2 separate regions of the Homo sapiens genome follow, and region 2 is linked to region 1. Evidence: chromatin contacts called from ENCODE Hi-C or POLR2A ChIA-PET data. All regions are on one chromosome and are shown on one strand. The core of a region is the stretch at or near the end of the contact, and the rest is flanking DNA. Distances in the headings are between cores, read along the strand shown. Region 1 holds the start of PRUNE2 (prune homolog 2 with BCH domain). Region 2 overlaps PRUNE2 (prune homolog 2 with BCH domain).

Region 1 (3,970 bases), core at 628-3,127:
AATAAAAAATAATTGGATCATGAGACACACATATACACACAGAGACAGACAAGAAAACAGACACACATTGAGACAGGAGAAATAGAGCAAAAAAAAAAAAAACCCTTCCATATGTACCTTTTTTCATTAAAACATATTTATTGAGGACCTGTATATGACATGAACATACATCATGTTAGGGTTCCATCAGTGAATGAGACAGGCAAGGTCCCTGTCTTTACAGAGCTCACAGCCTGGTGGAGGACATAGACAAATAATTATGCAATTTATAGCAGAGTGGAAAATGTAAGTTGCTATGAGGGAATACAGAAGGGGCAACCAACTCAGTCTGGGGATGGGAAGGGAAAAGTGTGTTGGGGAGGCTTTCTGGAGAAAGAGAACTTCTACGCCACTCACTGTCAAAGTGTGGTTTTTGGATCAGCAGCATCGGCAAACCCTGGGAGATTGTATACATGGACATTCTCAGGCCCATTAAGCCACACCTATTAGGGCTAAAATTCTAAGGATGGGGCACGGAAATCTGTGTTTCATCAAGCCCTCTAAGTGATTTAGATACATGTAAAGTTCATCGAGAATCAGAGCATCACACCTGAACTGCACATTAGAATCACTTGGGTCACTTTCCACAGAAATGCTGTGGCCCCATGCCCAGAGATATTAATTTAATTGGACTGGGATAAAGCCCTGGTATCAGTACTTTCTCAAGTCTCAGGTGATTACGATGTGATTTTACTGTGCAGTCAGGGTTGAGGCTACTTCTGTAGAACAGCTGAGGCTGGGGGCTAGGACAAGGGCTGGAAGGATCTTACAGGTGGTGTGCAAAAGCCCAGAGGTCAGAGAAAGCCTGATGTAGTGTGTTTGGGGACCGGACAAGGCTACATACAACAAAACCCCATGATTTAAAATAAGGTTTGTAGATATAAGTTCATTTGTTCATTGTAGTACTTCTTAAACTTTAACAAGCATAGAAATCATCTGAGGGTCTCATAGAAACACACAGATTCTGATTTGGTAAGTAGGAGCAGGGGACTGAGGTTCTGCATTTCTATAAGATCAGCGATGCTGATGTTGCCGGTCTGCAGACTGCACCTCACCTTAGCAAGGTTCTATTGCCCCAGCTTTCCCTGAGGGTACATGTCAGTGGATGGGAACTGCAGAAGGATGTATCTATGCATTAGTCCCAGGGCTGACATAAGGGCACCTAGTTGGGGTGAACTGTGGATGCCCATTGTTGTGTGGACATGTTTTCATGGTAGGGAGGAAAGACGCAGCCTCGCCCAACCTCCTAGCCTGCTCTTCTGATTATTATCCATCAAGGTCGTACTGCTTTTAGCTCAGCAGTAACTCCCCTCTTTCTCTCCTCGTCCCTCCCACGCCAATCTAGCTGAGTGCCTCCCCCGGCCAGGCCAGCCGACCAGATCATTAAGTGACCGCCGGAGTGCTCCGTAACGCGCCAGCCAGCCAGTGAGGCGCTGGGCGAGGCGGGGGCTCTCCTGGGACCCGTCTCCCTCTTCCCACCTTCCCCCGCTGACCGCGGCGGTGCCTGCGGCAGAGCCTCCCTCTGCAGCAGCCCCTTGCACTTGGCTCGCACTTCTGGGCGCTGTCCATGGTTGCAGCAGCTTTCGGCGCGCCACGTCAGGAGGCCGCAGCACGGCCCTGCGATTGGCGGAGGAGCCCCTCGCCATACCCCTGCACCTCCGCCCACGCGCCACGGCGCCCGAGGCGCGTGCCAGAGAGCGTGCCCGGCGCGCCCCGGGGCTCCTGGGCGGCACACCCACTTTCCTTATTAGGGCAGAGTCGGGTGCCCAGAGCCGGCGGCCGGGCGAGGGGTGGGGCGGGGAGCCCTGGGCGAGACGGTCGAGGGCGCAAGCACAGCCTCCGCCGCAGCCGCCTCAGAGCGGCAGGAGGGAGCAGTCGGTCGCTGCGCCCCGGCGGGCCACTTTCCCGGGACCCCGCTCGTCTTCCTTGGGCCGAGATTTTCCACTGCGCCCCTCCGAGTACCCGGGTTCCAAACCCCTAGCCACGACATGGAAGAATTTTTGCAACGCGCCAAATCTAAACTGGTAAGTTGAGTGAGCAAAGCTGTGTGTGTGCGCGCGCGCGTATGCTAATGGAAAGGTGGAGAGGAAAAGGTGTTGCAGCAGAGGAGGAAGAAACAACTTTGCCACGGAGTTATCAGGGTGTGCGGGTTGTCTCCTGGAAGAAATCTCAGGAACTCTGGCTCTTAAAGCTGGCAATCTGTCTCCAGAATCCTCCACCGCAACCAGACGAGGTGCAGAGCTGAAGGAGGTTGTGGCCTGGCTGAAGTTGGGTCGCTTCAGTCCAGCTTCGGTCCCTAAATCAGCAGTTTGCTCCTGAAAGCTAAGGGATAAATGGGTGTGGTCTTCCTTGAGATAAAGAGCCCAGCCTTCTGCAGATGCATTACGTGTAAGTGTAAAAGGAAAAAAAGAGACCCTTAGAACTGTACTTCAGCTGGAGGTGACAAAAGTGAGGAAGTCAGGGTGCTGGGTAGCAAGGACATGTGTGGTACTGGAGAATCCACAGAATAGAGCTTGCTCCACTGCAGGAGTTAGGGATATTCTAGTGTGTCTTGTGTCTCGCTAATTCCTGTTCACATCTGTAAATTGGGGCGGAGGCAGAAGGGGAAAGCTCTAACTGTTGGTGTTCTGGAGTTTACCAGATCATCGTTCTCCCGGGAGCAGACCTGTGTGTTAGCCCATGTTTACCATATCACTGTCCAAACAGTGAATGGGCAACTCCACTGTGTATGTTAACAGTTGCTACACATTCTGAAACAACAGACTCTAGCAGTTTCTTAATTCCAAACTGTTTTGGCTCTCCAGCACAGCAGTAATAAACATAATGGAAATGTTTCTGTTTTGGCAGAAAAAAAAAGAAAAGCCTGTACTCATTTAGAAGCAATATCTTTAAAGAACTGTAAAAGCACCTTTTACAGGCCTGGCATAGAAAGAAATGCATAATTTATGATGCCTTTAACCTTTAAGCCTTCATAGAAGCCAAAATGTAAAGTCTGCATTAAGGTAATGTTTTAATCACAAGGCAGGATATTTGCAGGGTTATTACTGTAACTCATTTACCCTCGCACAACAAAGGGAGTGCAGGAAGGGAGGGCCCAAAGATGCCTGAACCACCATTCAGAGTGCAGACGGAAGTGTGATCCTTACAATGGTCTAACTGTAACTATCTTGTAAAAGACCATTAAAGTTGATAAGTGCTTATATAAAACTTTCTACCTGAAACCTCCCAGAGAGTTGAACGTTTGTGGAGATTTCCGAGTTGAGGAAGTTTGTGATCATCTCTGTGTTTATTGACCCTTTTATAGTTTTACTAGAGCACATGGATGAAAATACTAATTTCAGAAACTCAAGTAAGTATTTGGCATTTCTGATAGTATAAGTACATGTTCTGTTCTTTACCTAGTAATGAAGGAGAAATGTTCAAAAATGAAAGACAATTTTGGCAACTGTGCGTGTGTGTGTATGAAAATGGTAATCAATGACAAACACAGAGTTCTGGGCTGTATCTGTTTTTCACTCCCATAACATTTATTTATCAATATTTTCACAATAAACATTTAGACTGTGGGGTCTGATATGAGCAAGAGGTTTGTCTCAATTCTGAGGAGCAGTTGCTGGAATGGAAGTTTCCCTATTTCCGAGTAATGAGTTGAAAGTAATCTGTAATTTATTTACCCTTCATTAGACGAGCAATTGCTCTACATCATTAAAAAAAAAAGGACAGGAAAGAGAAGCGGTTGTTTGAAATATTGTTACCAGTTTCATGTCTTAGCCAGAACAATTACTGCTAATTTTATCGTTTCTTGGAATAAGCTTCTTCTAGAAATCATGATTAACCTTTCACATCCAGCCACAGCAAAGGTGTGTTGGTCACTTTTAGTGTCATATTTTCCTGAGAAGTTACATTTTCTAGGTAATAAGATTTTTACTTA
Region 2 (3,785 bases), core at 1-2,500, 70 kb after region 1:
ATTTTTAGTAGAGACGGGGTTTCACCATGTTGGCCAGGATGGTCTCAATCGCTTCACCTTGTGATCCGCCCGCCTTGGCCTCCCAAAGTTCTGGGATTACAGCAGAGAGCCACTGTGCCCGGCCAATAACTTCATTTTTTTAATCAGCTTTACCTTTAGTCTAGCAACCTCATTTTCTGCTCCAAATTTCTTTTCTATGCATGCTGATGTTTTTCTCTAAATCTAAAAAATACATATTTAAATTCAATCATATTTGAATCTTTTTAGTCTTATACACAGCTGTAGCTACATATCAATGTTTGCATTATGGTATATTATTTTATTCAAACATTGAGGTAGAACTTGATTATTACGGATGTCGTTAAAAAGATCATTTGTATACTAATTAGAGGTATGTGTCATGTTGCCAGCATAGAAATAACGTGCTTGTGTTTTTCTAATAATGTCCCCCGTCACTCTGCTTTGGGCCCTAGCAGGACAGTCATGGATAAATGTCAACAGGTGACTCATCTATGACCAAAATGTGTTCAGGCTTTGTGGGGGATTTAACAAAATAGAAATAATTTGCACTTTTCAAAATTAATACTTCTTACAATAGCTAGGTCTTGCTGTTGCCTTTTAGTAGGATATACCCCCAAACTTAGAAATTTCAGGAAACAAATCATTAGTATCCACTTTCATTTGGAAAGGCACGTACTTATGTAGCATTACTTTCTAATTATTTGTGTAAGAAGGGAACGTGCTCATAAAGATGAGATCATAAATGGCCCTGAGTTTTGGAAAGAAAATCTTTTAGCTTCTCCCCTTCCTTGCCCACCTATTTTTGCTGAGGTTCTTCTTTGTTTCTTTGCTTTCTTTCTCTTCTCTCTTTTCTCCTTCTCCTGTTCTTGGGCTTCTCCCTCCCCCTATCTGATTCTAAGATTTTTTTGTGTTCATTTTCCAAGGCATGAATGTTCCATAAAGTCACATCATACAGTCATGGTGGCTAAAGTTGGTGCTTAGTTATGCCCTGGGTTTGTGCCAAAAGTGAACAGTTACAGACCCGCCAGAGTCCTCACCTGTATTCGTTTATTTCTCCAGAGATGTGTGCTAGAGGACTACTGCCAAATTTAAGATCCATTAAATTGCTGAATCATCACATTGGGGATTGTATGCGTGCACATTTGTATTTGTGTGCGTGTGTGTTTCTGGGAACCAGCTGGCAATGAGGTTTCAGCCACTGATTACCAGGCATGCTTAGATCAAGACCACACTTTACCCAAATGGCCTTTCACTTTTATTTGTGTAAGGCCTTGACAGGAGCCACAAGACAAAGAGAGAAAGAAAAGCGACTGTTCTTAGCCTAGGACTAAGTGAAAAACTAATATCCCAGGTTTTTAAAATTTAAACAAACTCTCTCCTTCCTATTGGTAGTTTCATTTGACCTTTAATAAAGAATAGTTGCTTGCTATTTTAGTAGCCTGGATTAACAGCTTCAAAAAGATCCTTTTAAGGAGGTCAAATAGGAAAGGAACAGAGCCAGATATTTTTTTTCTCTCTCTCTCTCTTGCCCAAAGAGTGAATCATCTCTCTCCTGAAATGGTTACAAAATCCAGAGGGAATTACATTGCCTGTTTTGCTTACGAAGACGGAGGGCTGTTTCACTTAGGAAGAAGATACTAGGGGTAGGGGGAAGAAGTGATTGTTTCTGCTAGTTATAAAACCAAAATGATTCCTCAACCTCAGAGTGTTCACTATTTCTTCTGTCACACAAAGATAATCTTTATTCTTAAATTCAGACATTTTAAAGTTATGAAAATAGTAGGCAGTTAATAAAATAGTAGGCAGTATAAAAAGAGGCTTCTTTTTATACCTCTTCAGACAAAAACGTAAACTAAGTTGTATTTCTTTTTCCTCCTTCCATTTTCCTCCTCCCTCTTTCTCTCTGTTATTCATTCCTTACTTTTTTTTCAATATGAAAAAAATCAATCCTATGTAAAAGAAAAAAAGATTTAAGACCCTTCTTTTCTGTTAAGAATTTGTCATGCAGAATACGCCTTTACTGTGTTGAATGTTTTCCCCAAACAATTTCTGACTTCATTAGATCATATTTAATATTAATGCACTGCAATTGCTTTTGGCAAGAGGTCCTTCACTTCTCCATTCTTTTGAGCAAAGAATATTGTGTTTGCTTTCTTTTCTAATGGAATGAAGTGTTTGTTACTATTTCCTCATAATTGCTTTCTTTGTTGCTTGCTGTTAATCGCTCCTTCCCTCTACCCTGCCTATGAATAGCTAAGATACTTTGGGGTACGTCCTTATGGATTTCAGTATTTCTTTCATTCTGCAAAATTTGCTGTAAGTTAGGTCAGTGCTTGCTACAAAAATAGGTTTCAATTTGCTGAGAGGTGTCTCTGGCTGCTGTAAGTCATGATACAGAAAAATAAGTTTGTAACTAAATGGGTTTCTAATGTAAGGTAGAAAAATTTGCCAAAGATGAGTTCCTGGGATAAAGTTGGGCTGTAGCTGTTTTTGTGCAGTCAAAATAGCTCAGAGTATCATGAGCATTTTTCTGAGTTAGTTTTCATACTTTTATCAGTATATCATCTCCTTTGTAATAGTCATATCAAACTTAACTATAAGCCAATATCAGATGTCTGTTTTCACTAAATTATTCCATAGGTCTCTGTTTAATGTAATATCTGTTAGGTTAATTTCTTAATACTGCCTTTCCATTTTATGTCTTTAAAAAATAAGATCCCCAAATCAAAGAAACTGGATTCTTGGTTTGACTGTAAGCCAGGGCACATTAAGTATTTAATATTTTGATTCTATTGCATTTCTAAATTTTTGATTTTTAATTGTGATTATTTATGGAAATACAGGTAATTTTGTATTATTGACCTTAATGCAGCAAACTTGCTAAATTTACTGACTATCCTGAGTTCATTTGTAGATTCTTTGAGCTTTTTTTGCACACATAATTGTGTCATCTATGAGGAAAGACAGTGTTTATTCTTTATTTTCCTTTATTTATACTTTCTACTTCTTTTGCTTGCCTTATTGCACTCTGGTTAGGATTCAGTGTGGTGTTGAGTAAGAATAAGAATAATAGGCATCTTGGGGCCGGGCACGGTGGCTCACACCTGTTATCCCAGCACCTTGGGAGGCTGAGGTGGGCGGATCACCTGAGGTCAGGGGTTTGAGACCAGACTGGCCAACATGGTGAAACCCCGTCTCTCCTAAAAATACAAAAATTAGCCAGGTGTGGTGGCACATGCCTGTAATCCTAGCTACTCGGGAGGCTGAGGCAGGAGAATCGCTTGAACTTGGGAGGCGGAAGTTGCAGTGAGCCAAGATTGCAGCCACTGCACTCCGGCCTGGGCGACCAAGCAAGACTCCATCTTAAAAAAAAAAAAACAAAAAAACCCGGCATCTTGGTCTCATTCCTGATTTGAAGTGGAAGTCTTTCAGTATTCCACAATTAACTGTGACGTCTGCTTTCTGTATTTTTTTTTAAATTTTTTATTTATTTATTTTTTTTTATGGAGTCTTGCTCTGTCGCCCAGGCTGGAGTGCAGTGGCGCAATCTCGGCTCACTGCAAGCTCCGCCTCCCGGGTTCACCCCATTCTCCTGCCTCAGCCTCCCAAGTAGCTGGGACTAGAGGCGCCTGCCACCAGGCCCGGCTAACTTTTTGTATTTTAAGTAGAGACGGGGTTTCACCGTGTTAGCCAGGATGGTCTCGATCTCCTGACTTCGTGATCCGCCCACCTCAGCCTCCCAAAGTGCGGGGATTACAGGCATG

What was found. Hi-C counts contacts between places; a loop is a spot of excess contacts on that map. ChIA-PET counts read pairs that join two places held with the same protein, here RNA polymerase II (POLR2A). Pooled maps may share reads with other maps.
Region 2: a loop to region 1 is called in a map of posterior vena cava, with 4 times the contacts of the local background. The contact joins the enhancer-like site here to the promoter of PRUNE2 in region 1. A Hi-C loop is called at or near these places in 6 of 168 maps with a recorded cell type or tissue (aorta, endothelial cell of hepatic sinusoid, heart right ventricle and 3 more) and 10 of 50 pooled maps. POLR2A ChIA-PET finds 5 or more read pairs at or near these places in 2 of 52 experiments (IMR-90 and WTC11).

Annotation. Positions count from the first base shown.
Region 1 is chr9:76,904,021-76,907,990 of GRCh38, reverse strand. It overlaps PRUNE2 (prune homolog 2 with BCH domain), which reads left to right and starts at 1,877. Exons shown (of 19, transcript NM_015225.3): 1 at 1,877-2,063. The coding sequence starts at 2,028. RefSeq lists a silencer at 1,748-1,807.
Region 2 is chr9:76,833,501-76,837,285 of GRCh38, reverse strand. The region is part of intron 4 of PRUNE2 (prune homolog 2 with BCH domain); the gene reads left to right. Among named protein-coding and RNA genes, the nearest start is that of PRUNE2, 71 kb to the left of the region's middle. Within about 2 kb of position 1,250, at least 4 of the 41 ENCODE cell types and tissues checked have a DNase peak (open chromatin) inside an H3K27ac peak, as active enhancers do; they include IMR-90, sigmoid colon and uterus, where a contact is called at or near this core.